Regions from separate parts of the Homo sapiens genome. Here region 2 is linked to region 1. A link is a loop called in an ENCODE intact Hi-C map of the cell type or tissue named here. Cell type or tissue: ovary. All regions are shown on one strand. Links, peaks and the distances in the headings refer to the core of each region. The heading gives the core; the rest is flanking DNA.

Region 1 (16,280 bases), core at 3,983-11,982:
AGTCATTGTACTGAAAGTCAACTTTCAAAAATTAATGTAATTCACCACATTAATAAAGAAGAGTGAAAAAAAATCACATAACTACTTCATGAATGCATAAAAAGCCTTTGAAAAAACTCAACCCCCGTTTATAAGAACCCTCAGTAAGAGGGAACTGCTCAAACTTATAAAGAGCATCTATGAAAAATCTACAGTTAACATCATACTTAAAGGTGAAAACTGAACGCTTTTCACCTACTATTGGGAGCAAAGCAAGGATGTCTGTTCTTACCTACTCAACATTGTTCTGGAGGTCATAGCCATTGCCATGAGGCAAGGAAAAAACACGTATATATCAGGGAGGAAGAAGTAATGCTGTCTTTACTCTGAGATGACATGACTGTATACTTAGAAAATCCTAAGGAATCTATTAAAAACTACCATTAGCGAATTTATCAAGGTTACAGAATACAAAGTCAGTATTTAAAAGTCAATTGTACTTCTACATATTAATAACTACCAATTTGAAAGTGAAGTTTTTAGAAACACCATTCATAATAGCATCAAAAAGCCAAAATTCTTAGGGAATTTACCAAAGAATGTGGAAAACCCCCACCATTAAAACTACAAGACATTGCTAAGATAAATCAATGAATACGTGGAGAGATATGCCACATTTATGAGTCAGAAGACTCAATATTGATATTATGTCAGTTTTCCTCCAAGTTCATCTATGGATTCAATGCAATCCCAGTCAATATCTCAGCAAACTTTAAAAAATAGAAATGAATAACATGCCTTCGGTATATGGAAATACCAAAGACTTAAAATAGCTAATACAGTTTGGGAAAAGGACAAAGTTGGACGACTCATCCTATCTGACTTCAAGATTTGCTCTAGGGCTACAGTAATCAAGACAATCTGGTACTGACGATTTAAGCACACGTAGATCAACACAATAAGTCGTATCATGGGTTTTTAAACATAAATAGAACCATAGTATACATGTTGTTCTATGCACGGTTGTCCCTGAGAAAGCATATCTGATTACATCATTCTCTCCCAGCCCTCTGAAACCTTTCCTTTGGGTTTTCATTGCCTTGAGTCAAAACTCAAGCCCATAACATGGCTCACTGGACCCCAAGAGTTCTGTGCCCTTCTTCTCTAGTCAGTCTCAAACCTCTACCTTTCCTCTCCATAAAACTTCTTCCTGCATGTGCTGCCTCTGCCTGAAACATTTCCACCATGTTCCCCTGTTTCTGATGTGGATCTTAATATGCATTCTTCTGTCTTCCATTTCCAGGTCACTTCTTCAGGGGAGATCTTCTGACCTCCAGGCTTGGCTGGATGTCCACCCCCACCCTTTCAGCTCCCAGAGCATCTCTGCTTCCACTGTGCCTGCGTTATAACTGCCTATTTCTCTAGCGGGCTTTCAACTCTGACGTCAATGTCCCATCTAACATAATGGTTCTAACCCCAGTGCCTGGCACAGGGTCTGGGCAGATTCTCCCTGGAAAGTTACATGAGTGTGCAAACGAAAGCCCCGCCCAAATATAGGCCCATGATGTTATGACCATATGAGCAATAGGGGATATTCCTCTGGCTTCAAGGGGAAATCACGTCTATTGCAACGTCCCAGTGAGTCAGTCTTCAGAGGTGTTGAACGAGTCGTTTTTGGCCACCCACAGTGTGGGCAGGTTGCCTGGGAGACCTGCTTCCTTCCTTGTTTCCTCTGCCAGAGGCCAAAGGAAGAGATTCAGGTCAGAACCCAAGCTTCCCCGGAGCTGTTCCTAAGACCTCAGAGTACAAATACAGGATAATTTATATTTCTATTAATTTATTTCTTTCTGTACATTGTGCTCTCCCCTCACCCTATCCCCATGCTAAATAAGAAGGCAACCATCCTGAGGAAGGTTTGTGGCAGGAAAGTGAACAGCTCTGAGCTCCCGGACAGCTCCTGGCAGGATGGGGCTTGGCATCGGATTTCAGTCAACATAAGAAGACAAGGCCACGCATGGTGGCTCACGCTTGTAATCCCAGCACTTTGGGAGGCTGAGGCGGGCGGATCACGAGGTCAGGAGATCGAGACTATACTGGCTAACGCAGTGAAACCCGATCTCTACTAAAAATACAAAAAATTAGCCGGGCGTGGTGGCGGGCACCTGTAGTCCCAGCTACTCGGGAGGCTGAGGCAGGAGAATGGCGTGAACCCGGGAGGCGGAGATTGCAGTGAGCTGAGCTTGCGCCACTGCACTCCAGCCTGGGTGACAGACCGAGACTCCATCTCAAAAAAAAAAAAAAAAAGGAGACAATGTTTATTTCTATTTCTTTTATAGACTTTAATTCTTAAAGTAGTTTTAGGTTTATAGAAATATTAAAGTACAGAGAGTTCCTATATACTCCCTCTCCTTCCTCCTCCCACCCACAGTTTCCTCTATTATTAATATCTTCCATTAGTGCGGTTCATTCGTTAAAATTAATAAACCAATATTGATACAAGAGTAGTCACTGAAGTCCACAGTGTGCGTTAGGGTGCACTCTTTGTGTTGTACAATTCTATGAGTTTCTCCAAATATATAATATCAATACACATTACAGTATCACAGAATATTTTCACTGCCCAGAAAATCCCCTATACTCCATCTATTCATCCTACTCCCTCCAGCATCTGGTAGCCATTCTTCTTTTTTACTGCTTCCATAGATTGGCCTTTTCCAGGACATCACATAGTTGGGATTATACAGTATGTAGTTTTTTTCAGATTGGCTTCTTTCATTTAGCAATATGCATGCACTTAAGATTCTTTCATGTTTTTTCATGGCTTGATAGCTCTTTTCTTTTTCCCACTGAATAATATTCCATTGTATGGATGCACCTTTATAGTAAGTCTTACAAGTCTCTATAGCAGGTCTTAGTAAGTTAGTAATGTCAGTCTTCTGACTTTGTTCTTCTTCAATGTTGTGTTGTTTATTCTAGGTCTTTTTCTTTTCATATAAGTGTTAGAATGAGTTTGTCAATATTCACAAAGTAATTTATTGGAGTCTTGATAGAGATTGCATCGAGTCTAGAGATAAAACTAAAAGAACTGACAGCTTAACAATAGTGAGTCTTTCTATACATGAACATGGAATACCTCTCCATTTATTTAGATTTCTGTAGATTTTTTTATCCATTTTATTGTTTTCTCATATAAATCTTGTATATATTTTGTTAGATTCATATCTGATTATTTCATTTTTTGGTGCTAGTGTAAATGGTATTGTATTTTTAATTCAAATTCCAATTGTTCATTGCTGGTATATAGGCAAGCACTTGACTTTTGTGTATTTATCTTGCACTCTGAAACCTTACTATAATTGCTTAGTTCCAGGAATGTTGTTTTTTGTCATTGTTGATTCTTTGGGATTTTATACATAGACAATCATGTTATTTGGTGAACAGAAACTTCCTTCCCAATCTGTATACCTTTCATCTCCTTTTCTTATATTTTTGCTTTACGTAGGACTTCCAGTACGATGTTAAATATGAGTGGTAAGTGAAGACATCTTTGCCTTGGTCCCAGTCTTAGGGGGAAAACATCTAGTTTCTCACCATAATGTTAGCTGTACGTTTTCTGTATAAGTATTTATCAAGCTGAAGAAGTTCCTCTCTATTTCTAGTGTGATGAGAATTTTTATCATAAATGGGTATTGGACTTTATCAAATGTTTCTTCTGTATCTAGTTTTATGATTTTTCTTCTTCAGCCTGTTGATGTAATTAACTACGTTAGTTGACTTTCAAATATTGAATCAGCCTTGTATATCCAGAATAAATCCCTCTTAGCTGTGATCTATAATTCTTTTCGTGTATCGTTGGATTCAATTTGCTAATGTTTTATTGAGGATTTTTACACCTATATTAATGAAAGATATTGATCTGTAGTTTTCGTTTTTTGTAATATTTTTGTCCGGTTTTGGTATTAGGTAATGCTGGCCTCATAGAATGAGTTAGGAAGCACTCCCTCTTCTTCTATTTTCTGGAATGGACTGTAGAGAGTTGCCATCATTTTTTCTTTTGTGTGTGTGTGTGTTTCACTCTTGTTGCCCAGGCTGGAGTGCAATGGCACAATCTCGGCTCATTGCAACCTCCACCTCTTGGGTTCAAGTGATTCTCCTGCCTCAGCCTCCTGAGTAGCTGGGATTACAGGCACCTGCCACCACACCCAGCTAATTTTTTGTATTTTTAGTAAAGACGGGGTTTCACCATGTTGGCCAGGCTGGTCTTGAACGCCTGACCTCAGGTGATCTGCCTGCCTCAGTCTCCTAAAGTGCTGGGCTTCCACATGTGAGCCACCGCACCCGGCCATTTTTTCTTTAAATGTTTGGTAGAATTCACCAGTGAAACCATCTGGGCCTGAAACTTTTTTGTTTTGGAAGATTATTGATTCAATTTATTTAATAGATATAGGCCTATTCAGATAATCTACTTCTATTTGTATGAGTTTTAATAGAAATAAGAAATTATTCCATTTCATCTAAGTTAGCAAATTGGTGGGCATAGAGTTGTTCATAATATTCCTTTATTATCTTTTCAATGTCCATAGGTTTGGCAGTGATTTTTACTTTTTTTCTTGAGCTGTAATTCATGTAACGTAAACTCAACATTTTAAAGAATACCCTTCAGCGGCTTTTACTATACTCACTAAGTATGTAACCATCACAACTATCTGATCCCAGAATATTTTCATCGCTCCAAAAAGAAACCCTATACCTATTAGCAATCACTCTCCATTCTCCCTCCCCTTATCCTCTGGCAACCAGTCATCTACTTTTTGTCTTTATGGGTTTGCTTATTCTGGACAATTCATATAAATGAAGTCTTATGATATGTGGTCTTTTGCATCTGGTTTGTTTCACTTAGTGCATGTTTTCTAGGTTCATCCATGTCGTAGTATGTAACAGTACTTACTCCTTTTTATGACTGAGTAATATTTCACTGTGTGGACATACCAAGAATTTCTCAGATACACTTGAAGCATTTCAAGTATATATTTGTAATTTTATTTCTCAAATGCTTGAATTTATGGACCAAGATTCATATTGGATACATGGGAGCTACTTGCTCAGAGCAAAAGAAAAAGATGAGAGACAGTATCCAGGTATGACCCAAGTTTACCTTTCTACATGAGGGACAGTAAGAAATGAACGTAGCCTGGAGTTTCCTCTGTAAAAAGAGAATCCTGCTTGAGTCTTGTGGGCTTACATAAGCTGGTGCCACCGCCATCAGCTACTACCCACAGTGAGTTCCTACTACCTGTCAGCTGCTGGAAGAGGCAGGCACTTTCACATGGGACAATCCTTCCAGGTGGTCATTCTTCATCTCTGTTTTACACATAAGGAAACGATGGCTCTGAGAGATAAAGTCACTTTCTCAGGATCTGCAGCAAGTGAGAGCAATGATGCTAACTCAGGCCTGCCGAACACCAAAGCCCTCCCCAGCTGTCAGGTAACACCTCGAATTCTCTACCCAATTGCTCCAGCAGTAGGAATTCCTAAACTTTTTTGCACCATGGGACCATTCAGCAGTCTGACATCTACAGACCCCTCTTCAGAATAATGCTTTAAATGCATGAAATAAAATACACAGAATTGCAAAGGAAATGAGTTACACTGAAATACAATGGTCAAACTATTTTTAAATCATCAGATTTATGAAATGGGAGTATACGTTCTTCTCATTAACACATGAAATAATAAAAGCCCAGCAGTGAGTCTAATCACTGTGATCACCTAAACGTAGTAAAGAGCATGAATGACATTTGAGGTATCTGCAACCTCAAAGTGACACGAAAACATCTGGATTTCTGTTGGTGACAAAGTCACAGGTGCTACTGATATGACTGTGGTTTTTGCCTACGTTCAAATGCGAACTTCAGTTACAGGTGAGTGAAAATAACGATGCCACGTGTTCTCCATCCAAGTTCACGGATGCCTGGCTGAGAATCTCTGCTCCCCAGAAGCTGTGCAGCCAAGAGGAATGGGAACGTGGCCCCTCCCTCTCCCAGGGACTGTCATTGCCTTTTGATATTCATGTATTCTGGAGTCCTGGTGTGAGAAGGGGTCACCTTCCTGCCCCAATGTCCTTCCCTACTCCAGAATTCCTCAAATCTGCGTATTTCTGGAAAGCTCCAAATAGAGTGTTTCAGTTCTCATGGTGGTCCCCATCTCAGCTTAGTCTTACACATCTCTCTCAGGACAGTTTAATTCCTTTTAAAAACAACCCCCAGAGAGCTGCGGGGAGTTTCTAATCTCTCATATCAGGCTTCTTGTATGACTTCACAAGGGCAGCCCCTAAGCCTGCTTCCCCTGGGAGATGGGGGCCTGGCTGAAGGTGTGGTGTCAGAGCCTCCTGCATTGATGAAAACCCAGGAGCAGAGCCCAGCAGGGAAGAGCCCCCAACCTGGGGCAAGCAGCTGGGCACGTGGGAGGCCCTGCCCTTCTCACCTCACTGGGGCCTGTTTAGGGAATGGAGAACCTCTCTGGACCTGTTTACTTGACCATAAAATGGGAGAGGAGTCTCTCCACCGTGGTACATTATGAAGTTCAGAGCTGCTGCAAGAAGGCTTAAGAACAATCCCAAAGCAACCACCGGCCATCCTCAAGAGCTCATCCCTGACAAGATGGGACCCAGGAAAACTCACGAAGGGACGCCAGCAAACAGCAGCCTTGTAACACTTTCCTGAAGATCCCATACACAAAACGACCACAGTTCCCAGCCTCCTGCCTGCTAAGGTTTTTTTGTTTGTTTGTTTTTTGTTTTTGTTTTTGTTTTTAGAGACAAAGTTTTGCTCTTGTTGCCCAGGCTGGAGTGCACTGGTGCAATCTCGGCTCTGCAACCTCCGCCTCCCAGGTTCAAGTGATTCTCCTGCCTCAGCCTTCCGAGTAGCTGGGATTACAGGCATGAGCCATCATGCCTGGCTAATTTTTGTATTTTTAGTAGAGACAGGGTTTCACCACGTTGGCCAGGCTGGTCTCAAACTCCTAACCTCAGGTGATCTGCCTGCCTCGTCCTCCCAAAGTGTTGGGATTACAGGTGCGAGCCACTGTGCCTGGCCCCTGCTGTGTTTTTGAGAGAGAGGCAGGGAGGAGCTGAGTTGGGACACAGCCAGAGTGTGGACCCAGACCTCCTCACCCCTTCCTCTTCTTTATTCAAGGCATCCCCGCTCCTCTCTCAGCCTCAGTGTTCCAGTGGGTAAAGAAATGAGGGCCCCTCCAGCTCCACTGTGACCCAGCAGGGAAGAACAACTTCTGATCACAGCCACAGCATCCCTGTGTGTCAGCAGCAGGACAATGGGAGCCACTCCAGCTGTCCCAGTTGCAGCAGGTCCTACTGTGCAGAGACCACTTTGCTTCCTGTCTAACCACCATGACTGAGGGGTGTAGCGGGATAGATATGGGGTTGGTGGGGAGGCAGAGAGTAGGGAGGCAGGTGCAGGGAGGCCAGGCTCCACAGAGGCACGTGGCCAAGGTGACTCACCAGCACATTTCCATGGTTCTCTGGATCTGGCCCCCTCCCCACGCAGTGATTCGGGTTGGGGGAAGAAGGCAGCAGAAGACAAGAAGGAGAAAGAAAAAAAGGGGATGTGCAGAGAGGGAAGAGTGACCAGAGACGGCTTGAAGGACTAAGTTGAACAGAATAATACCCTTAAAACACCCTGATTCTGAGACAGATGAAAGGAGTTCAAAAACAAAAACAAAAAAGTCAAAATGTACACCAGCAGCCCCAATGTTTCCTGTTTTTCTAACAAATCACCAATGATTTCCAAGAAAAGCAAGCTGTGCTGCGCTTGCCCCCAGGCACAGCCGCAGAATTTGCACATCTGGCCTGTGCTTCGAGAGCGGCCCACGCGGCACCGTGGCACAGGATGTGGCGGGGCAGGCGGCAGGGTCTGCAGGGCAATGATCCCGAGAGGAGTGTGGCCAGGAACCCTCTAGGGAACACCTGCCGTGGTTGTCCCTGCTGCTTGCGGCCTGTGGATATCAACCTGTCACCACCTGTCAGCCAGTTCATCCTACGGCCTCCCTCAATCCTGCCTGCTGCATTAATGCAGGCATCGAGATGCAGGCAGTAGGACAGGGGAAAACAGAAAGATCCCCCTATTTACTCAGAAGACCCTTCGGGAGGATTTACATGTATGGACTTTCCCATGACCATCTGAATTCTCTGAGAATTTCCCGTTAGATGGGCGTGGGGGCTTCAGGGAGGCTCAGGGGGCCGGGTTTCCTTGGAGACAGGGAGCTGACAGCTCAGGTAGAGGCGAGGTCACCCTGCCAGCTCCTCACAACGGGGCCCTCATCTCCCATCCCATCTCCAGCTTCTCTCCCTTCCATTGCAGAGGGTCTCACAGGGTCCTGGGGTCTTTCAAAAGCCCCTAGAGGGAAGGGCAGACCCTCGAGCTGGGGCTGAAATCAGTCTAGTGACCCCAGGACCTGTGCCCCTTCCTATCTTGGCCACCTCCCAGGAAACCACACCTGACCTCTGCCGGCCTGACCCCATCCAGAAATACACAGCTGCCCCTGGAGAGCCCCTCCCTGCCCCCACCCTGCAGCCTCTTCTCTGTTCCACCCATAGTCGGAGCCTCCTTGCAGCTCCTGCCCCCACTGCTGCCTCACCCATTCCTGCCACCTCACCCATGCCACAACCCCCCATCTGCAGGAGCTCTGCTCAGCCCCACCAACACCCTGACAGGGGCAGGTTCAAAAGACAGTCTGCAGGAGGGGGTGAGGTGTCTTGGGTGGGAGGAAGGAAGACAGAGGGAAGCTATGCAGCCTTCATCTCCTGTCAGCCTTATTCTTTTTCTTTCTTTCTTTCTTTTTTGAGACAGAGTCTCGCTCTGTCGCCCAGGCTGGAGTGCAGTGGTGCGATCTCTGCTCACTGCAAGCTCCGCCTCCCGGGTTCACGCCATTCTCCTGCCTCAGCCTCCTGAGTAGCTGGGACTACAGGCGTCCGCCACCACGCCCGGCTAATTTTTTGTATTTTTTAGTAGAGAAGGGGTTTCACCGTGTTAGCCAGGATGGTCTCGATCTCCTGACCTCATGATCCGCCCGCCTCGGCCTCCCAAAGTGCTGGGATTACAGGTGTGAACCACTGCACCCGGCCCTGTCAGCCTTATTCTTATTTGGCTGCTGCGCCAGCTGGACAAAGCAGATCACGTCATACACACACACACACACACACACACACTTTGCTAAAACATTTGAAAGTGAGTTGCAGGCTGTGGACATCATAGCACATCACTCCTAAACATCAGCTTGAACCTTTTTCTTTTTCTTTTTTTTTTCGTCAGGAGACAGGGTCTCGCTCTGTTGCACAGGCTGGAGTGCAGTGACACAATCACATCTCACTGCAACCTTGAACTCCCAGGCTCAAATAATCCTCCCACCTCAGCCTCCTGAGTAGCTGGGGCTACAGGTGTGCACTACAAAGCCTGGCTAATTTTTAATTTTGTTTGTTTGTTTGTTTTTGTAGAGATGGAGTCTCAATACGTTGTCCAGGCTGGTCTCAAACTCCTGGCCTCAAGCAATCCTCCTGCCTTGCCTTGGCCTCCCAAAGTGCTGAGATTATAGGTGTGAGCCACCATGCCTGGCCTTGATTGAATCATATTAAACATGAGAAGATATTAGCAATTTCGTGGGGTTCAATCTAATACTTGAGCACACATCTCTCAAGAAAAGAGACATTCTTGGCTGGGCGCGGTGGCTCATGCCTGTAATCCCAGCACTTTGGGAGGCCGAGGCGGATGCATCATCAGGTCAGGAGTTCGAGACCAGCCTGGCCAATATGGGTGAAACCCCGTCTCTACTAAAAAGTACAAAAATTAGCTGGGTGTGGTGGCGCGCACCTGCAGTCCCAGCTGTTCAGGAGGCTGAGGCAGGAGAATCGCTGGAACCCAGGAGGCAGAGGTTGCAGTGAGCCGAGATTGTGCCACTGCACTCCAGCCTGAGTGACAGAGCAAGACTCCATCTAAAAAAAGAAAAAATAAATAAAAGAAACATTCTCCAACCTTCCAACCTGACCACACCTGGCAAATTGACAATAATTCTGAAACATTGTCTGCTGTACCCTAGGGAATATACTCCTTTTTTTTTTTAACTTTTATTTTAGGTGCGGGGGTACATGTGCAGTTTTGTTATGGTAAACTCGTGTCACGGGGGTTTATTGGACAGATTACTTCGTCACCCAGGTACTAAGCTTAGTACCCAATAGTTATTTTTTTCTGATCTTCTCCCTCTTCCCACCCTCTGCTCTCAAGTAAGCCCCAGTGTCTGTTGGTCCTTTCTTTGTGTCCATGAGTTCTCATCATTTAGTTCCCACTTATAAGTGAGAGCATGTATTTTGTCTTCTGTTCCTGCATTAGTTTGCTAAGAATAACAGACATCCTGTTATTCTATTATGTTATCTATTATGCTGAGAATAATAGCTCCATCCACATTTCTGCAAAAGACATGATCTTGTTCTTTTTCATGGCTACATAATATTCCATGGTGTATATGTACCACATTTCCTTTATCCAGTCTACTGTTGATGGGCATTTAGGTTGATTCCATGTCTTTGCTGTGTGAATAGTGCTGCAATGAACATATGCATGCATGTGTCTTCATGCAGAATGATGCATTGTGGTGATTTCTCAAACAGGGAACATACTTGCTGAGCATCTGTTGTGTGCCCATCATCAGAAGCACATCCTCTGTAAAGGGAGCAAGATGAATTAATTTATGAATAAAGCTCCTTCAGGCACTAGCATTCCATGATTTTATTCTGGAATGATGAGGTTGTGTTTTTCCTTCCCTGGGGAATGAAGAGTGGGAACATACCCTCTGGTGAAATGGGAACATGGGACCACTCCTATATCCATCTTTACTCTCCAGACCTGTCTTCAGGCTTCAAAGGCACCTGGCTAGGGCAGGAACACGGGTGATCCTAACGGAAGTACCAGGACACGGAGCTGGAGAGTTCCTCAGCCTTCTCAAGTGCAATTCTTGGGACCCTCCTATATCTAGCCATCCTGGAACTTTGTGATAGTGGCACACAGGTAACTATATCCAGGGACCTACACCTAGGCACTGAGACATGTGACTGGGGAAAAATGGCCTACACTTACGCCCTAATGTGTTAGTTCCGCAATTTCCTGCTGAGGTTAGCAGATGAACGTCCAGCAAGTCCACAGCAAATGAATACACTTGAGAAAGTCAGGGTGTGGAAGAGGTTCTTCCTCTCCAGGAAGATGCTGGTGCTTGGGGGTCCAGGAAGCCCTGCTGTGGAGCAGCCCAGAGACCTGGCAAAGCTTTCTCATTGTTTCAGCTGTGGCAGGCTTCTAGCCAAACCCTGGCTCGGCCCCTCACCCCACTTCGAAGAGGGGATCTACATCCTCCCCAGCTGCAGGAACACTCACTCCCTGGCAGGCCCTGGCTTCCTATACACTCAAGAGGCACAGCTAAGGCCTAGGAGTTGTGCCAGGAAACCAGCCACTGGGGTGGGTCATTTGATTGACACTAGCTCCAAGAGATTCTTCCCTTACAATCAGTAGGTCTGCCTCCCACCCCAGCCACACACACACACACTCACACCCTTCAGGGAATGAGAAACTGGTCCCAGGGCTGTATTCCCTCCACCTGGCAGCCCCTTGGCTACTCCTTCATAAGCGAGGCTTCACTGGTGACCCAGAGAGAGCCTGGGACAGGACTGCTAGCAGCAGTGGGAAGAGGAAGGCTGGGCATCACAGCAACCACCTTGCACTGGGAGTTTCTGCTAGACAGGAGGCAAAGCAGACATCTCAAATCCACCGTAGTCCAGAAACAACACAAAATGAGAACTCCTCCCCAGAAAAATAGAAAGTACTTATAAGATTTTATGTCCCAAAGATGATCCCAACAATAGCTCCCATCCCACCTCTCCTTTACATTACAGCCTTGCCACTTCTCCATCAAGAGGTGGAATCTATTCCCATCCCCTTAAACTTGGGTGGGCTTGTGACTGCCACAATCAAAACAGATTATAGCGGAAGTGATGCTGTGTGGCTTCCAAGGCTAGGTCACTAAAGACCATGCAGCTACTGTCTTGTTTGCCAGAAGGTTTGAACTTGGAGCTCTGAGCCATCAAGTGAGAAATTAGATTATCCATCTGGACGTTGCCATGATGTAAGGAAGCCCAAACCACATGGAGAGGCCCCTTGTAGGCATTCTCATTTACAGTTTCAGTTACCAGCCGTTTGATCTTCCCAGCTGAGACCCCAGACATCACTGAACACAGGCAAGTCATCCCTATTGTGCCCAGCCCAAATTCCTGGCCCACAGAATCCACGGGCATAATAAAACCGTTGCAATCTTACACTGCTGCATTTTGGGATAGGTAGGTAGTTACACAGCAATGTATCTGGAACATACACATCTGGTGTGACTGCCAGCCCCTTACCGAGACCAGGTCCATCTGGTGTGAGTGCCAGCCGCTTACCGAGATCAGGTCACATGCCCAGAAGCCACTAGACCACGTGTTCAGAAAAGTCCAGATGGAAAAGCTAGAAAGAAAACTACTAGAAAGAAAATTACTGTGACACCATCCACCAGGCACCTAAGAAAACTACTAGGAGATGGTGCCATCCACCAGGCACCTATGAAAACTACTAGGAGATGGCGCCGTCTGCCAGGCACCTAAGAAAACTACTATGAGACAGCACCATCCATAAGGCATCCAAGATAATCACAGCAATTCAGAGGCAGAAGGGCCCTCAGAGGCTGTCCAACCTAAGTGTGTTTACTCAAATAAAAATTCTTACCAAGTGAATATGAGCACAAGATGCTTTGCTGCGTGTTGTGGTAGCTGCAAAGATGACTAATACACTGCACTTCATTTCAAATGCTGAGCTGCTCACATGCCAGCATGTGCCCCGCCATGTTCTGAGGACTCGAATGACCACAGCAGCACAGCAGCCCACTCCTGCCTCTCCTGCCTCAGGACCTTCGCGCCTGCCGTTCTCTCTGCCTGAGTGCTCTTCTTCTAGGTGTCTGCCTGGCTCACTCCTTCACTTGTTTCCCTTCTTCTGTTCTCAAGGAGGACTCCTGACAAGCCCCATCTCGGCTGCCTCCTGCCTTACTTTTTCCCACATCTCCCTCACCCATGGACATACGATACATTTTGCTTTTGTACTGTTCTCATTATATTTCTGTAACTCCCAGCCCCATTAGAATGTGAGCTCCATGAGGGTCCAGCTGAGTGCCTGGCACATAATTTGCTGAATGAATGAATTGAAAGATGAAGAGGTTTGAAGGAAGATGAGAGAGAAGCGCATGGGATGGGATCACACACCCCGCCTGACTGAGATACAGATGCGGCTTTTCTCGTGTGCATCAAAAAATGAACCTAGAGCCAAGGTTTAGGACTGGCAGAATCTTTGCCTGGATAGCAGCTTGGTAGCTGATTAGGTTGGAGCCGGGCTCTTAAATGAATCCCTGCTCCTCGGTCATCTCATCTGTTGGAAGGTCAAGTTAGTGATGAGGAAGATTACTGTCCTATCTTCTGCCTTTAATTCTCACCAAGAACAATGAAAGCTTTGTGAAATAGCAGTGAGAGGAAAATGGGGAGAAAAGGACCCATGACTGGGGTTTGTAGTAATCACGGAAGAAAATGCTAGACATAGTCAGACGCGAGTCATAGACTTTATGAAAGCAGCTATCCAAGGGGCTGGGAATTGTTTCCGTGCGTATCTAGTCTATTAAAACAACAACAACAACAAGAGGCTGGAAGTCAGAGAGGGTGGCTTAACAGGGAAAGAAAATGGAAAATTAAGCTCTGAAGGCAAGTCAGAGAGTGTCACAAGGGAGAAAAGAGGCGGAAATGTGAAGGAGCCAGTGTGACTTCCTGGGGCATACGTCAAGATGGAATCAAGGTCCCCAAGTTAAGGTGATACGAAAGAGAGAGAATGAGCGTATCATGAAAGCAAGCCTTAAGAAAAATACAGCAGCTGGGTGCGGTGGCTCATGCCTGTAATCCCAGCACTTTGGGAGGCCGAGGCCGGTGGATCACAAGGTCAGGAGATCCAGACCATCCTGGCTAACACGGTGAAATCCCATCTCTACTAAAAACACAAAAAATTAGCCAGGTGTGGTGGCGGGCGCCTGTAGTCCCAGCTACTTGGGAGGCTGAAGCAAGAGAATGGTGTGAACCCGGGAGGCGGAGCTTGCAGTGAGCAAAGATTGAGCCACTGCACTCCAGCCTGGGCGACAGAGCGAGACTCCGTCTTAAAAAAAAAAAAAAAAAAAAAAAAGAAAAGAAAAGAAAAGAAAAAGAAAAATGCAGCATACATCAAAAAGGACCCGTAAAGCTATTTTCAGAGTCCAAACCAGAAGAAATCAGGCCAGTAACTCAAGACAGTGGCCGACGCATGAGAGAAAGCCGAAATGCGCTCCTATGTTGCCTCCATCTTTTCCTCCACTTATAAGTAGGAGCTAAAGCTTTACCATGATAAGCTTTACCATTGTAAGGAGAATGGTTAACCCACTGGAAAGCATGAATCACAGATGTTTTATTTAGTCAGCAGAAAATATGTATTGAGGGTCTACTATTTGAGGGACTTCACTAGGCACTGGGGGTCCAGAAATCTCACAGAGCTCGTGGCCAGGAGGAGGATTGAGAGGTCACTACACAATGTGAAGGAGCAACAGAAAAATATGAAAAAGACAACCCAGTAGAAAACTGGACAAAAGGCTTGAATAGACGCTTCACAGAAGAGGGTGTCCAAATGGCCACTAAACATGTGGAGAGGTGCTCCGCTTCATTAGTCAGAAGGGAAGTGCACATTCCCACCACAAGGCAATACCACTACACACCCAGCAGAAGGGCCAAAATGAAAAAGGCAAAAAAAAGCACTGTTGTGAGGATGTGAAGCCACGCAAACCCTCACGGCTGCTGCGGGGAATGTACGCTGGTACGACAACATACCCAGTGGAAGATGCTCTATCAGACCCTAAAGCTCAACTTCAGCATGCTCCAGGCCCCAGGTATATGCCTCCTAGCTACATGCCCAGTGGACATGCAACAGGAAGTTCAGAGAAGCACCATCCAAAATAACTCTCAAACTAGAAACTACCCAGTGGGTTAGGTGTCCCAGTGGAGGCTAATATGGGACAGGTGCCATAGGAACTTGGAGGAGGGAGAATGTCTATTAGCAAAGCTTCTCCAAAAAGGTGACTCCCGAGATAACATTTCAGGAAGGAGGAGCTGCCCTGGGTGAGATTCAGGCATGAATCTCATGGTAGGAAAATAAACTGAGGCAAGAGGCGGGAGACAGCATGGTTCCTTTAGGGAAATGCTGGCAGTTCAGCCCTACTGAAGGGTAGGCATGACATGGGGCACGCTGGGAGATGATGCTGCATGGGCTGGCATGGTAGACTGTGAACAGCCTTATCTGCCAAGCTAAGTGCTTAAGGGTTTACTCAAGCGCCATGTGGAGCCACTGCTAAATTTCGAGCTGGTGAATGACACATCAGCTTTTGGATTTGGAAGGTTGTACCAGCCACAGGGTGAAAGGTAGATTGCGGGGAAAGGGTCCGATATTGAAACATCTGATGCCAAATAGGGAGGCTTGCTGCTGAAAATGAGTTTAGGATTGCAGAAGAGAATAAAGGCATCTCAGAGTCATAAAGAAACTTGAGGTTGTGAAAGGGAGCTGCTACCGATTATCTTTGAAGAATCAGAGAAAATGAAAGATGTATAAGAGACAGAGACAGAGAAAGACAGAGACAGATTAGAAAATGTTGTCGTCATCGTGAGGAACAGAAAAAGAAAGGGAGAATTCTGTAATGGCATTTGCAGCAACCTGAATAGGATTGGACACTATTATTCTAAGTGAAGTAACTCAGGAATGGAAAACCGAACATCATATGTTCTGACTCATAAGTGGGAGCTAAGCTATACGGATGCAAAGGCATAAGAATGATACAATGGATTTTGGGGACTTAGCAGGGGAAAGGTGGGAAGTGGGTGAGGGATAAAAGGCTACACATTAGGTACAACGTACACTGCACCAAAATCTCACAAGTCACCTCTAAAGAACTTACTCACGTAACCAAATACTACCTGTTCCCCAAAAATCTATGAAAATAAAAATTTAAAAACAATTTTTTTAAGTGGAATTTTTTAAAGTACATGTCTGAGTCCACCAGTCCCCTGGCAACATTCTCTATACATTATTAAAAGACAGTTTGTGAATGCTAAGGGAAAGATCCAGGAACCACCAGCAGCCAATAGGGATCAATGGATTCACTGA
Region 2 (16,280 bases), core at 3,926-11,925, 63 kb after region 1:
TTGTCCAGGCTGATCTCGAACTCCTGACCTCAAGCAATCCACCTGCCTCGGCCTCCCAAAAATGACGGGATTACAGGTGTGAGCCACTGTGCCCAGCCCATGTTATTTTATTATACTTGGCTTCTTCTTCTTCATATTGTGTTGATATAGTGGAGGAAATTATGGATGTTGGAAGGCAATATGATAAAGGGGTGTGTTATATATTTTATTGTTTTTAATTATTTATTTTTTTGAGATGGAGTCTCGCCCTGTCGTCCAGGCTGGAGTGCAGTGGCGCAATCTTGGCTCACTGCAACCTCTGTCTCCCGGGTTCAGGCGATTCTCCTGCCTCAGCCCCCAAGTAGCTGGGATTACAGGTGCCCGCCACCACGCCTGGCTAATTTTTGTATTTTTAGTAGAGTTGGGGTTTCACCAAGTTGGCCAGGCTGTTCTCAAACTCCTGACCTGAAGTGATCTGCCTGCCTCGGCCTCCCAAAGTGCTGAGATTACAGGCGTGAGCCACCGCGCCCAGCCAAGGGTGTGTTATAGAATATTTGTTACAAAAAAAGAGGATGATGCTGTGGAAAAACTCAGACAGGTGCATCACTGCCTTGGTTGGATGGCAGTACATGAGTCCACATGGAGCTAACGCTTTACCCAAACCATGCCCTTTATTTGTAGACATCCACTATTTTCTCTAAATAGAAGAAAACTTTTTTTAGTGAGTGGAGCTGATTAGAAAAAATTTGTTCCATTATAGTTGATATCGTTATATATAACTCACAGATGGACCCACATCACTAGCAAACTATTTGTATCGTTTCTCCAAGCCCAGCATTTACTGTGCGAGCCACCTGGGGGCCATTTTTGTTGCCCGAGGTGGTGCGCCTGCGCCACCTGGTGGACTACGGGAAAGTAGCAGATCGGTGAGATGGGTTGAGGCACCTTCATTTGCAGATGGGTAGGCAATAATAACATGAATATTATCAGCTAATGCACTTATAGGGTGCCTATAAGTGCATTAACTCCTGCAGAACTCACAAAATCTTTATGACATATAGTCACTGTTATCTCCTTTTTGCCCATGAGGAAACCGAGGCAAGTAGTGAGTAGAGAGGCAGAGCTGGGATTTGAAGCCTAGTGGACTGGCTCCACAGTTGCTGCTTTTAATCACCCTGCTATAAGCTGGGCATGGTGGCACACAGCTGTAGTCCCAGCTACTTTGGAGGCTGAGGTGGGAGGATCACTTGGGCCCTGAGATGGAAGTTGCAGTGAGCTGAGATTGCAGCACTGCACTCCAGCCTGGATAACAGAGTGAGACCCTGTCTCAAAAAATAATAATACAATTAAAAAATTAATCAGTCTGCTATGGACTTGCAAGTAGCTGCTCTCTTGGGAGACACTATTCTGAGAGTCAAAGGCTGTACTGTGAACATAGGGCTGCCTTCAGCCATCTCTTTCAGGGCAGTAGGGTTACAAAGACAGAGAGAAAGGATGGTGTGCTCAGTGGCTCACACCTGTAATTCCAGCACTTTGGGAGGCCAAGGTGGGCGGATCACCTGAGGTCGGGAGTTCGAGACCAACCTGACCAACATGGAGAAACCCTGTCTCTACTAAAAATACAAAATTAGCTGGGCGTGGTGGCGCATGCCTGTAATCCTAGCTACTCGGGAGGCTGAGGCAGATGAATCGCTTGAACCCAGGAGGCAGAGATTTCAGTGAGCCAAGATTGCTCCATTGCACTCCAGCCTGGGCAACAAGAGCGAAACTCCATCTCAAAAAAAAAAAAGAAGAAGAGGAGGACTAGAAAGAGAGTACCTAGTATTAGGACATGGTAAGATCTAGAAGAGTCTTGCCATTGTATGGACCATGGCAATCTTTGTGCCTACTGTGTGAGGAGGGTGTTTCATTCTTTTGGCAATGAAGGGCTCTAGAATGGCTGAATCCCTAATTATGTTGCAAGCTTCGTGAAGGAAAAGTACACATTCCCTGTTCACTTCTGTGTCACCAGTATTTACCCCAGGACCTGACAGGTATTGAATGTTCAATAAGTATTTTTATTTATATAACATCTGTGTTGAGATATTCATATACCATAAAATTCATCCATTTAAAATTTACAATTCAATTGTTTTTAATATATTCACAGAGTTCTGCAACCATCACTGTAATCAATTTTATCACCCCTAAAGGAAACCAGGTTACTATTAGAATTCATTCCCCGTTACCCCCAACTCCTATCTCTAGCCCTGGCAACCACAAATCTACTTTGTGTCTTTATGGATTTGCCTATTTTGGACATTTCATTATAACTGGAACCATACAATTTTTTTTTGTTGTTGTTGTTGTTTGTTTGTATGTTTTTTTGAGATGGAGTCTCGCTGTGTCGCCAGGCTGCAGTGCAATGGCGTGATCTCGGCTCACTGCAACCTCCGCCTCCCAGGTTGAAGAGATTCTCCTGCCCCAGCCTCCTGAGTAGCTGGGACTACAGGCGCGCACCACCGTGCCCAGCTAATCTTTGTATTTTTTAGTAGAGGTGGGGTTTAACCATATTGACCAGGATGGTCTCGATCTCTTGACCTCGTGATCCACCCACCTCGGCCTCCCAAAGTGCTGGGATTACAGGCATGAGCCACTGCACCCGGCCCACAGTCGTATTTTTTGACTGGCTCCTTTCACTTAGCATAATGTTTTCAAGGTTCATCCACTTTGCAGCATGTATCAATTCTTTATTCTTCTTAATGGCTGAATAATATTCCATCGTATGGATATATTGCATTATATTTATCCAATCATTAGTTGATGGACATTTGGGTTGTTTCCAGTTTACGGCTATTGTGAATAATTCTGTTATGAACATTTGTGTATAAGTTTTTGTGTGGACATGTGTTTTCATTTCTTTTGGATGTATTCCTAGCATTGCAGTTGCTGGGTCATATGTAAATATGTAACTTTACATTTAACCTTTGAGGAACTGCCAGAGTATTTCCAATGGCTGCACCAGTCTACATTCTTACCAACGAGGTATAAGGGTTCCAATTTCTCTATATCCTCGCCAACACTTGTTATTATCTGTCTTTTTTATTACAGCCATCCTAATCATTGTGAATTGGTTTTTCATTGTGGCAGGGCTGTTGCTTTTTAATCATAGGCAAATAAACACCCAGCCTATTGAAGCTGGATGGTACCACAACAACCATGTGGTCCAATTTGTTCATTTTATAGGAGAAGCAACGAACGTGTTAAGAGAATAAGAAACTATCTCAAGGTCACACTTAGTAAAGGAGGCAGTAACAGAACCTATAGATTTTTTTTTCTTTTAAGAAAGAAAGGAAATTAAAGCCAGATGGCATAAAAAGAGAGATAGAGAAAGAGAGTCTTCTATAAAACCTAGGAGAAATTTCTTTAACCATAAAACCAGAAGATGCTGGGTGCAGCAGCTCATGCCTGTAATCCCAACATTTTGGTAGGCTGAGGCAGGAGGACCACTTGAGTCCAGGAGTTTGAGACCGCCTGGGCAACAAAGAAAGAATCAAGGCTGGGTGCGGTGGCTCACACCTGTAATCCCAGCACTTTGGGAGGCTGAGGCGGGCGGATCATGAGGTCAGGAGATCGAGACCATCCTGGCTAACACGGTGAAACCCCATCTCTACTAAAAAAAAAAAAAAAAATACAAAAAATTAGCTGGGCATGGTGGCAGGCGCCTGTAGTCCCACCTACTTGGGAGGCTGAGGCCGAAGAATGGCGTGAATCCAGGAAGGGGAGCTTGCAGTGAGCCAAGATAGCGCCACTGCACTCTAGCCTGGGCAACAGAGCGAGACTCCATCAAAAAAGAAAAGAAAGAATCAAAAAGATTTTTTGATTCTACAAAAAAATTGAAAAATTAGCCAGGCATGACAGTGGTCCCAGCTACACAGGAGGCGACGGTTCTCTATTTATTCCTTCAGTCATTTTAATGGTTATTGGGGGAGGTGTGTCAGTGGACCATCTTGGACCAAGGTTTGGATCCCTTGGGCCCAAGAGTTCAAGGCTTCAGTGAACTGCGATCGCACCACTGAGCTCCAGCCTGGGGACAGAGCAAGGCCCTGTCAAAAAAAAAAAAAAAAAAAAAAAAGCACAAGACAGACAATGAATCAATAACTAATAAAGGATAGTCATAAATAGTTAGTCATGGATCCTCTACTACGTCTTAGGTGCAGAACACGGTAAGTGCTTTACATTTGCTTCCCTGTTTAATGCTAGCAACATGCCTATTTTAGAGAGTTGAAGTGTAAATAAAGGATTATGACCCTAGACTCTTATATCTAACTACTGTCTGTGTATAAAGTAACAGACAATCTGAGACATGCGAAGACTCAAAAAATCCACCGTCCATCCACCCTTCCCCCAAGGTTTACTCAAAGTAGCATTTCAGTGGTGTGAGAAATTAATCAAAGTAAGGAACTCAGGAATGAGGAAGTCATTTACGTAAATGAAATGACAATAAACAATGTAGGCAGAAAAACTGAGTTAGAAGGCTGGGTGCAGTGGCTTACACCTGTATTCCCAACACTTTGAGAGGCCAAGATGGAAGGATCACTTGAGGCCAGAAGTTCCAAACCAGCCTGGGCAACTCATTGAGACCTTGTCTCTACAAAATAAAAAGTGTTTTAAAAATTAGCCGGGCGTGGTGGCATGCACCTGTGGTTTCAGCTACTCGGGAGACTGAGATGGGAGGATCTCTTGAGCCTGGGAGGTCAAGGCTGCAGTGAGCCATGATCCCGCCACTGTACTGCACTCCAGCCAGGATGACTGAGCAGGGCCCGGCGCCCCCACCGCCCCCCGCCCCCACACACACCTGCGCCACCACCGCCCCCCACCCCCACACACACCCACTACCAAAAAAAAGAGAAAAACTGAGTTAATTATGAACGTAGTTTGAAATCACAATGCCAATGTCAAAAAATGATTCTTCAAAGAGCAAGCATATGATGTAAAATTTTAATAATGGCCTGAAGCTAGGATCCTAGTTTATGCCGGCAAACCTGTGTCCTCCAGCAGCCTTAAGCTCGGCAGAGATTCCCAGGCGCCGGCCTCGCGGGTGAACTGTCACACGTACCCAGAGCTTGGAGGAGGCGCGCCGGGGGAGTGTTGTGCTGGGGATTCCCAGGCCGGCTCCTGCTTCTCGCCTGATGAATGTGGAGTTCCTTCAGCCATCCCTCGGATCCTCTTAAACTTTTCTAAGTTTCAGGAGTGTGAATGACGCATTCCCCTAGTGTTAAGTGGCGACAGTTCTCCCTCTATTTTATCTCTTCAGTCATTTTAATGGTCATTGGGGGAGGCGTGTCAGCAGACCATCTTGGATGAAGGGCAAAAAGACCAGTTAGCATGGAATTGAGGTTTGTCGCTGGTGATGGCAGTGGGGACATGATCGCACGTCCTTGGGTCAGACTTCTCAGCTCTCTCCTCCCCATTTTTACCCCCAGCACTCGGTCAAACAAACAGACAAACAAAAAGACCCCTGCAACTCCCAGACAAACCAAAGCTAGAGTGTGTAGGTTGGGTGGCTTTCTGTTGGATAGTTGTGTGTCCCAAGTTACACGCATCCTATCTTGGCCCAGCTCCACTGGAGCCCGAGCGGCGGGGCGCAGGGTGCGAGCGGGAGGCTGGTGTTCTGCCCGCGATGGGCAGGGGAGCCGGGTGGCCGCGGGGCGAGGAGCCGCGAGGGCCGGGCCGGCGTGACACCACCTGGCGGAGTCTCGGGGAAGAGTCTTAAAGGCGCGCGCTCCTCCGTGCCCCGCGCACTCGAACGGGAGCCGCGGAGAGCTCGCCTCCCGCTGCCGCCGGCGCCTCGGGGAGGTAAGTGCCACCCGCGGATCCCGAGTCGCGGCCGGGTGGGGGCGGCCCGCGGCTGCCCCGCGCTCGGGAAGCTCTGGCTGGGGCTGCGGTCGGAGGGCGGCGCCCAAGTTTTCTTGAAGGCCTCGGAGGGCAGCTGGAGCGGCGTAGAGCCTGCGCGGGGATGGCGGGGGTGGCCGCGGGCCGGGGCCGTCTGGGGGCGGCCATCCCGGGCGGTGCGTGGAAAAGTAGGCACTGGTGCGCGGCGAGGGGCGCACGCCAGAGCCCCAGCCCCGCGTCCTGCGCACTTGGCGCGCTCTGGCCGCGGTCCCGGCGAGCCCCAGCCTGCTCCGGGCCGCGACCCCGGCTCCGCGCCTTCCTGCCCGCCCGGGTCCTTTGTAGCCCGCTGGCCCCGCGGTCGCGCACGGTCACGCCGGCAGGTCGCGCTCGGCGGCCGGCCAAGCCAGCCCCGGCCCTGCCGCGCCCGCGCCCCGGGCCACCCCGCCCGGCCCCCTCGGCGCTGCACCCCTCGCTTTCCCCATCTCCAGCCGCTCGCTATTTTCACACCTCCCGGTGCCCCGGCCCCGGCGCCTGATTCAGTGCTTAGTAATTAATTTGGCGTTTCAGAATGGTCAGCGGGCTGGATAATGGGTGCATTCATCCCCCGGGCTAATCTGAACAGAGGTGGGAAGAAAGGCTTTCACAGACAGAAAATGCCATTCGCCGAGCGCTCAAAGGGGCTGTCACTCCCAGAATAAATCGCCGCCGCGCCCGCCGGCTCCTCTGGCCATTTCCATACAGCTCCGGCCCGCGCCGCGGACCCGCCGGCCTCGGCCTCGGCTCCCGGGAATCACTCACTCGAGTGCCTTCGACGGGAAAGTCGGGCGAGAGCTGGACCCAGGCGGGGGCCGAGGGAAACGGGGAAACTGGAGACTCGGGTGAAGGCCGCAGGGGACAAAGAGATTGATTAGAAAATCAAACGCGCATCTAGAAGGAGGCGCAGGCGACTGCTCAAGGCGCGGACGGCGGAGCTGGGGCTCGGGAGCGTCCGTCCAAAACCCCCGAGGTTCGCCAAAGAGGAGGGCCCGCGGCCCAGACCCTCCGGAGCGTGCCCGAGGCGACACGGCAAGCTTCTGGGGCTCCCAAATTGTGAATGGAGTTCAATGCACAAGCATAGATAGTAGAAACAGGGTCGACCTGCACAGACTTTTTATTCCGAGTTCCTTGTGCTATCAGCCCCGTCGCCCTCGCGGCCTGGAAGGTGACACGGTGTCTTCCCCGGCCTCCTGCTCGCCACCCCTGTTGGGACCCTCGGGTCCGCCTGGGGACATCTGCTGAGCGGGTGACGGAGGCTTTATCCTTTGATCCCTTCTGGATCCGGTGACGCGCTAAGTGTTGGGCACGTACGGCCTACGGAGTTTGAATGCTGGGGCCTTCCTGTTGCGGCACCCCCAGCCCACTGGTGCAGCGGGATCGTGCGCTCCCGCCGCAGCCCTAATCCAGAGGACCGCGCCGCGCCAGCGCCTTCAGCCAGGCTGTGGCGCCTCCAGTGGGTAGGGCTGGCTCGGCTCTAGCCAGGTGAAGCTCCAGACTCTGGATTTTCCCGTCTTCGGGGTTCAGCGTGTATCCACCTCACCCGGCCGACTTGGCCCTGGGCCCTTTCACCCAGTGGAATCCTGCCACTGGGAGAAGAGAAAGAGCTGTGGCTCTATGGCGAAATCTTAGCTCGGTTGAGAGGCAGAACTGACACAGCTGGGACGAAGGGGAGTTTCTGGAATGGCCAGATGCGTGTCCCAGGTGTGTAGGGGAGATGGAATCTCCGTACTACTCATCAACTTCTGAGTGGAAGTCATCCCTCCCCTCTGTGTCTGTTTCCTCATTTGCAAAACAAGGATAAAATGAGATCACATGTGGCCCCAAGTAAGGGGGCTCTCAGTAGAAGGATCCCAGGCACCGCTCCCACCACTGACCACCAACCTTGCTGCACCTCCCCCGCATCTCTCCACGTCTTCACCAACATTCTCCTGGGAGCTTTAGCGACTCCCAGATTTTCTCTCAGGCTGCCTCCACCCACCCCTTGTGGCTTTCGGGTTCTGATATCCAGCTGTCCTTGAAATCACGCTTTCTAAGAGTTGGAAACATCCTTCCACAGATTCTAGAGCCATTATACAGATAGTGATATTGAGGCCTAAAGTGACTTGCAGTTGTCACCCAGCTAATTAGAGGGCTTGAGCCAGAATGGATTTCATGGCAAACAGTGAATCTCGGACTCTGGGCATCAGACTTCCAACCGCCCCCACCCCGACCCAACACACACACACATACACACACACCCTCCCTCCTCCTCCCCACCGCTGCCCCACAGCTTCCCTACGTCTGGGGAGGGGCCCAGAAGGCTGCATTTTAAACAAGCATCCTGAAGCATGTTGATGCAGGTGGTATAAGGACCATATTTAGGGGAATGCAGCCCAAATCAGGTTCTTTACCTAGCAGGCCCTTCTCTCCCAGGACCATGGGCTTTGCTTGTTCTATGTGCGTCACATATGATCTGCAGAACAGTCTTTTCGGTGTCCTCCCAGACTGGAGGCCATAGTGGGTGAGGTCTATTTCTAGGAGATGCTCCAGTATCCTCCAGAATGTGCAGCCAATGAGGGAGCGGCAGGGGGTGAACTGTGCACCCAGCCAGATGAGGAGAGGCCAGAGTGCACCGCAGGCTGCCTGGATGTTGAGTCCCCAAACCCAGGGGCCTTCTCTTACCAATGTGCTTTCACAGCTGGACCTAACACTGCACACTGCAGGCCCCACACAGACAGTACAAATGTGCCCAGAGGCCCCCCTTGGCAAGGCAAATCTGCCCACGCCAGGGACAGAGCAGCCGGCCATAGGGGGACCCATGCCAGCAATAACCCAGGTGTGAGCTGTGGCCCAGAATGCCAGCACCTGCCCCTTCAGCATGCTGGGGTTTGGAGGTGTGAAGTGGGCGGTGGAGGGGCAAAGAGAAGGCCTGGAAAAGTGGAAGAAAGTGGGTAGGGGGAGGAGAAGCCATCAGGTACGGGGGTGGTGGGTAGTGGGGGGGACAAGTCCCTATTTATGTAAGCCATTTGTAGCTGCGAATTGTAAAACTGGGCAGGCTTCTCTGGAGTAATTCATAGTGTTTGGACAAGACAAACATTGTTCTGCTTTAAACAAACCTCCAGAAAGGTCAGCTTGGTTCATCCCTTTGCTGCGAGTCGCTGAGACTATCCAGATGATGAGAAAATCAGATCTTCGCTGAGGGGGCCCAGGCAGGAGGTGGTGGACTCCTGAGCCCTTTGGATGCTGAGCGAGGACACCCAGTGCAGGGAGGGGCCTTGGCTCTGTTGAAAAGGCTGGACTCCCAATCCGGAGCCAGGAGATGTGAGGTGTGTGTGTGCACATCACAGATTGTGAGATTTTGATGATGGCAAGGACATCATCCACATTCTAGGGCCAAGCCAACATGACGTGCAACATGAATCTTCTTTATGTGGAAGAAGAATTGATGGGAAATGAAGGTTCATGGATGCAGAACCAAATTAACCCAACTAATGCTATGCCCAGATATGGCCCTGGACACCAAGAAATCCATGTTCCTTGCATATGGATGCCCTGGTAGGGCCCTTCTGTGTTCATTTAGCAAACATTTTTGAGTGATCACAATGTGTCAAGTTTTGTGCTGGGTACTCAGGGTTACAGTAGGGAACAAGAAAGATATATTAGTAGCACCCACTCTTGGGGCCTATAGTTCTGGGTTATCCTCTCCTTCCCTGTCTTCCCTAAGAAGAGAAGCTGTTCACAATTTCACTTCCAGCTTCTCCACCGCCATCATGGCCTCACCAAGCCCCCTGGCCAAGACCCAGCATACCAGCTCCCTCCACGGGGCCTGACAGTAAGTGCTCAAGAAATGCTAGCCGCCATGGTTATAATTACGAGTACAATTGTGATTACGAGACTCCATTGTTTTCTTTTCTTTTCTTTTTTCTCTCTCTTTCTTTCTTTCTCTTTTTTCTTTCTTCCTTTCCTTTCTTTCCTTCCTTCTCTCTCTTCCCTTTCTTTCTTCCTTCCTTTTTCTTCCTTTCTTTCTCTCTGTTTCTTTTCTTTCTTTCCTTCCTTCCTTCTCTTTCTCTCTTTCTTTTCTTTCATCCCTTCCTTCCTTCTTTCTTTCTTTCCCTTCTTTTCCTTTCTTTCTTCCTTTTTTCTTTCTTTCTCTTTCTCTCTCTCTTTTCTTTCTTTCCTTCCTTCCTTGTCTTTCTCTCTTTCTCTCTTCTTTTCTTCTCTCTTTCTTTTTCTTTCTTCCCTTCCTTCCTTTCTTCCCTTCCTTCCTTCTCTTTCTTTCATTCATTCATTCTTTCTTTCTCTTTATCTTTCTTTCTTTTTTCTTTCTTCCTTCCCTCCCTCCCTTCCTTCCTTCCTTTCTTTTCTTTTATTTCTTTTCTTTCTTCCTTCCCTCCCTTCCTACCTTCCTTCCTTCCTTCTCCTTCCTTCCTTCCTTTCTTTCTTTTCTTTCTTCCTTCCCTCCCTTCCTTCCTTCCCTCCTTCTCCTTTCTTCCTTCCTTCCTTTCTTCCTTTCTTCCCTCCTTTCTTTCTTTCTTGCTTGCTTGCTTGCTTTTAGAGATGGGGTCTCCTTCTGTCACCCAGGCTGGAGTACAGTGGCATGATCATGCCTCATTGTAACCTCCAACTCCTGGGCTCAAGCTATCCTCCCACCTCAGCCTTCCAAGTAGCAGGGACCACAGGTGCAAGCCACAATGCCTGCAAATAATTTATTATTATTCTTATTATTTTTGTAGAGATAGGATTTTGCTGTGTTGTCCAGGCTGGTCTCAAACTCCTGGCCTCAAGTGTCCTCCCACCTCGGCTCCCCAAAGTACTGGAATGGCAGGTGTGAGCCAATGCACTTGACTTAGACTCTGTTCTTGAGTGATCTATCTGACCCTGAGCTGAAGTGGATACTTTGTATTGATATTTACTATTCATTCTCATTGTCTTATTATTAATGGCTTATTAACAATACATTATTGATGCTCATTAACACTAAAGCCCAGTGTCTCTGTGGTGCCAGTCATCACTGTCCTGTACATGATCTCTGTTTGCCCTGTAGTAAGCTTGGTGATGGCAGTATCACTGGATTTGCTGGTTCTAGGCAACTTTTTAATTTAAGTTAATTAATTAATTAGTTTATTTATTTATTTATTTTTGAGATGGAGTCCCACTCTGTCCCCCAGGCTGGAGTGCAGTGGTGCGATTTCAGCTCACTGCAACCTCGGCCTCCTGGGTTCAAGTGATTCTCCTGCCTCAGCCTCCCCCAGTAGCTGGGGTTACAGGCATGTGTCACCACGCCCAGCTGATATTTTTTGTATTTTCAGTAGAGACAGGGTTTCACCGTGTTGGCCAGGCTGGTCTCGAACTCCTGACCTCAAATGATTGGCCCACCTCAGCCTCCCAAAGTGCTGGGATTACAGGCATGAGCCACTGTGCACCCAGCAGTCTATGCAACTTTATGAAAATTGTTTAGGGCTTTGGACACTTTAGGGTCTTCTGCATATGGTTTTTTACTCAATACTCCTGATATCCATGGAAGGAAGAGAGGGCGGGAGAACAAGGAAGGAAGATTACTATCCACATTTTTCAGAAGAGGAAGTTGATACTTACAGAGGTGAAGTGATTTGCCCAGCATCACGGAGATGTTAACGGAGGGGACTATGTCTGACTAGGGTACAATCCAAACCCCAGCTCTACTAAAAATACAAAAATTAGCTGGGCATGGTGGTGGATGCCTGTAGTCCCAGCTACCTGGGAGGCTGAGGCAGGAGAATCACTTGAACCCAGGAGGCGGAGGTTGCAGTGAGCTGAGATCGCACCATTGCACTCCAGCCAGGGTGACAGAGTAAGACTCCATCTCAAAACAAGACAAAACAAAAACAAAACAAAACAAAAAAAGCTCTGTCTTGGGACTTTTGCACATGCCATTCCCTCTGCCTGAATGTACACTTCCCCCAAATAACATCTGTCCCCAGAGCTTCCTTCCTCACTTCACTCATTCTGCTCTACTGGGTCCTTCTTAGGGAGTCCTTCCCCAAGTACCTGCTTGAAATCCAAACAGTCCTCTTGGGCCTGCATCACCCTGCTGACCACCCATGGAGCTCCCTGCAAGCAGACCTGGAAACCAGCGCTCTCTGGGCGACCCCATAAAGCAGGTGCTTGGCCAGAGGCTAGGAAGTGGCTCCCTGGGCGAGGTCATGTCCTTCCCACCTTCTGCGTAGTTTCTGGCATTATTCTGGGGGCTGGCATGGTGATGCTCCTGCCTGATATCAGCATCCACAGGTGAGGGGGACATTCCTTCCTTCCCCACCAAATCTTAGTTTCCTTTGCCATCTTATTATGGTTGAATAATCCATGCACTTAACCATTCTGTTTGGAATCAATGATCCATGTCTGTTTTCATCCTTGGAGTTAAATCCTCTAAATTTTCTTTCTGTGTGATATATAAACCAGCAATACCTCATTTTACTGACATTTGGGGGAAATAAGCTGTTCTACATAATTGGTTTTTGCAGTTAACAGTAGCTTACTCCTTGAAGCATAGAAACTTTTTATGGAATCATATTTCATGAAAAACATTTTTCCATCAAAATCATGACTTTTTTCCCCCGCCTAAGTTAGCGGAATTGAATACAGCAGGTGTTCCCTAGGTGTGGCTGAATGAGTGGCCCCCAACCCGTTTTGATGACTCACAGCCATCTCTGGAAACAGCAGCTCCTGGGCAATTTGCTCAACCTCCCTGACGTCAGTTTCCTCACTCGTAATCTGGGGAACTTTGGATGAGATACTCTCTAAGGGCCGCCTCTGTCCTTCTCTAACTCTGCTGGGCTCTCATACAGTAAAGCCCTTGGGAATTTTTGGTGGTTGCAGGACCAGTCTTGCCTCCCTGAATGGTGGCTGGGATAGGATTCTACTGTCAGCTGTCACTTCTCAGTGCATCCATGTTCAGCAGTCACCATGTCCCCAAGGATCTTAAGCTGTGGCTCTCCAGTCCCCTGGAAGAACAGAAGATGTCTGACCTAAGGTTATAAAGTCTTGTAAATGAAGAACTCCTGGGGTCCCTGCAGACTGAAGTCCCCTGTGTCTTGGCTACTGTTCTCTCAAATGCCCAGGAGGCTATTCACTTACTTCTGGACTGTGATCTGGGTTGTAACGGGTGCTGCAACCGTGGCCTCTAGAGAAGAGGTTTACAATACCTTAATACAAACAGCAAGCACTTGGCAAGCTTCTGTTGACTGCTCTGAACTCAGTGTTGTGGGGAGGGAAGGAGCAGTGAGATGTGGTCACTTCCCGTAAGAAGAAAACCCAAAGGAAGACTTCATGAATGTTTTAAGACCAGCGTGTTAGTGGTCTCTCATTTTGTTCCTTTCATTTGCCCCAAGCATGTCTTTTAAGATTTGAAGAAGACTCTTAATTCTGGCATTTCTGAGATTTGCTGGGATATTAGTTTCCTGCGGCTGCTGTAACAAATTCCCACAAATGGTTGCTTAAAACAACAGAAATTTATTCTCTCACAGTTCTGGAGGCCAGAAGTCTGAAATTGGTATCAATGGGTTGCAATTAAGGGCTGTAGGGCAGCGGTCCTCAACCTTTTTGGGACCAAGGACCAGTTTTGTGGAAGACAGTTTTTCCATGGGCGTGGGGGTAGGGGATAGTTTTGGGATGATCCAAGCGCATTACATTTATTGTGCACTTTATTTCTATTATTATTACATGGTAATGTGTAATGAGATAATTATACAATTCACCATCATGTAGAATCAGTGTGAGGCTTCAGCTTGTTTTTTTGCAACTAGATGGTCCTATCTGGGGGTGATGGGAGACAGTGACAGATCATCAAGACTTAGGGCCTTATAAGGAATGTGCAGCCTAGATCCTTCTCATGTGCAGTTCTCAACAGCATTCTTGCTTCTGTGAGAATCTAACGCAGCTGAAGATCTGACAGGAGGCAGAGCTCAGGTGGTAATGCGAGCGATGGGGAGTGGTTGTAAATACAGACGAAGCTTAGCTGCCTTGCCCTTGCTCAAGCTGCTCATGTCCTGCTGTGTGGCCTCGTTCCTAACAGGCCACAGACTAGTGGTAGTTCCTGGTCTGGGGGTTAGGGACCCCCGCTGTAGGGAAGGATCCTTTCCTTGCCCTTCAGCTTCTCATGGCTGCTGGTATCCCTTGGCTTGTGGCTGCATGGCTCCAATCTCTGCCTCTGTCTCACGCAGCTTTATCCTCTTCTGTCTTGTCAGATTTCCCTCTGCCTGTCTCTTGTAAGGATAACTATGATTACATTTAGAGTCCATCCCGATATGCCATAACAATTTCTCCATCTCAAGACCCTTAATCACGTCAGCAAAGACCCTTTTACACCCATATAAGGTAACATTCACTGGTTCCAGGGATTACAGATATGGATATCTTTTGGGGGGGCATTTTTTTTGAGACGGAGCCTGGCTCTGTAGCCAGGCTGGAGTGCAGTGGCACGATCTCAGTTCACTGCAACCTCTGCCTCCCAGGTTCAAGTGATTCTCCTGCCTCAGCCTCCTGAGTAGTTGCGAATACAGGTGCGCACCACCATGCCCAGCTAATTTTTGTATTTTTGGTAGAGATGGGGTTTCACCATGTTGGCCAGGATGGTCTCGATCTCTTGACCTCGTGATCCACCCACCTCGGCCCCCCAGAGTGCTGAGATTACAGGTGTGAGACACTGCGCCTGGCCCTGGGGGGCTTTTTTAGCTCACCGCACAGAGCTGGTCACCACTTTAACTGTCCATAATTCTGTGGTCTTTAGTCAATTAATTTGTAGTGCACTCCTATTTTGTGCCAGGCAGTCTGTTAAACCCTGGGGATTCTGAGGGAAAAGAATAGTTCCTTCCTCAGACGCTATGAAAATCAGAGCTATGTGGAAAAGAAGGAATCTGGGCCTTAAAGGTATCTAAGATGGATCTTGATGAGCTCAAATTCCCCATCAAAGTCTGCAAGGCCCTGCTTGGTCTAGCTCTCAGCCTCCCCTCTGAGCTCATCCCTACCACTCCCCATCTCATTACTTAAACAAGCTCTGGGCCAGGCGCAGCAGCTCACGCCTGTAATCCCAGCACTTTGGGAGGCCGAGGTGGGTGGATCACCTGAGGTCAGGAGTTCGAGACCAGCCTGGCCAACATGGTAAAACCCATCTCTACTAAAAGTACAAAAATTAGCTGGGCGTGGTGGCGGATGCCTGTAGTCCCAGCTACTTGGGAGGCTGAGGCAGGAGAATCACTTGAACCCGGGAGGCGGAGGTTGCAGTGAGCTGAGATCGCACCACTGCACTCCAGCCAGGGTGACAGAGTAAGACTCCATCTCAAAACAAAACAAAACAAAAACAAAACAAAAAAAAAAAAACAAGCTCTGTCTTGGGACTTTTGCACGTGCCGTTCCCTCTGCCTGAATGTACCCTTCCCCCAAATAACATCTGTCCCCAGAGCTTCCTTCCTCACTTCACTCATTCTGCTCTACTGGATCCTTCTTAGGGAGTCCTTCCCCAAGTACCTGCTTAAAATCCACCTCCCCTCCTGGCACGTCCTGTTCCCTCCCCTGCTTTGTTTGTGCTTCTGATGTACCACAGTGGAGTTGCTATTGTCTGGGTCAGCTCAGCCACCACAAGGATGTTGAGATGTGATAACTAGAAGTTGTCAGAAGATCCTAAACGCATCCTGTTTCATTTCCAATTCTCTTCCTGAGAATGTAGTTTGCTTTTTATTTTCTTTTACTTTTCTTAGTAGCACATTGGGCTTAATTTCAAGTAAATCAGAATGGGGGTGGGATGGCTCTTTAAAGGGGGATGTATACATTCTAGGAGCCATTTTTTGGTTGTCATAATGACTGGTGTATGGTGTGTGTGTTGTGTGTGTCAGGGGTGGGTGGAACTTGCTGGCATTTAGTGGACAGGGGTCAGGGATGCTAAGTGTCCTGTGGTAGCCAGGTCTGTTCTGCCCAGGGAAGAATCTTCCTACCACAATGCCAATACCACCTCTACAGAGAAACACTCTTTTTTTCTTTTTTCTTTTTCTTTTTTTTTTTTTTTTTGAGACAGAGTTTCACTCTTGTCACCCAGGCTGGAGTGCAATGGTGCAATCTCGGCTCACTGCAACCTCCGCCTCCCAGGTTCAAGCGATTCTCCTGCCTCAGCCTCCCAAGTAGCTAGGATTACAGGCATGCGCCACCACACCCGGCTTATTTTGTATTTTTAGTAGAGATATGGTTTCTCCATGTTGGTCAGGCTGGTCTTGAACTCCCGACTTCAGGTGATCTGCCCTCCTCGGCCTCCCAAAGTGCTGGGATTACAGGTGTGAGCCACCTCGCCCGGCCAGTAATATTTTTCTATCATCTTCACTGATAACCTTTCATTCTCTAAGAGTATTTTAAATGATGTCTCCCAGATCCATCACCTGCTAACCTGT

The links. Hi-C counts contacts between places; a loop is a spot of excess contacts. Peaks named below come from ENCODE experiments on the same cell type or tissue, not always from the same donor. Only the 100,000 strongest peaks of a DNase experiment are listed, where the experiment ranks them.
Region 2: a loop joins it to region 1, with 3 times the contacts of the local background. A loop is called at or near these places in 5 of 110 quality-filtered maps.

What each region holds. Positions count from the first base shown.
Region 1 is chr17:8,933,788-8,950,067 of GRCh38, forward strand. All of the region lies in intron 1 of PIK3R5 (phosphoinositide-3-kinase regulatory subunit 5), which reads right to left. Among named protein-coding and RNA genes, the nearest start is that of PIK3R5, 24 kb to the right of the region's middle. RefSeq lists a silencer at 5,747-5,856 and enhancers at 6,477-6,546, 8,294-8,373. In ovary, for the core only: no CTCF peak of the experiment used is centred there; a DNase peak (open chromatin) is centred at 7,889.
Region 2 is chr17:8,997,328-9,013,607 of GRCh38, forward strand. It overlaps a transcript of NTN1 not described here. Among named protein-coding and RNA genes, the nearest start is that of NTN1, 16 kb to the right of the region's middle. RefSeq lists silencers at 5,681-5,790, 5,821-5,870 and an enhancer at 6,495-7,124. In ovary, for the core only: no CTCF peak of the experiment used is centred there; no DNase peak of the experiment used is centred there; H3K4me3 peaks cover 281 bases.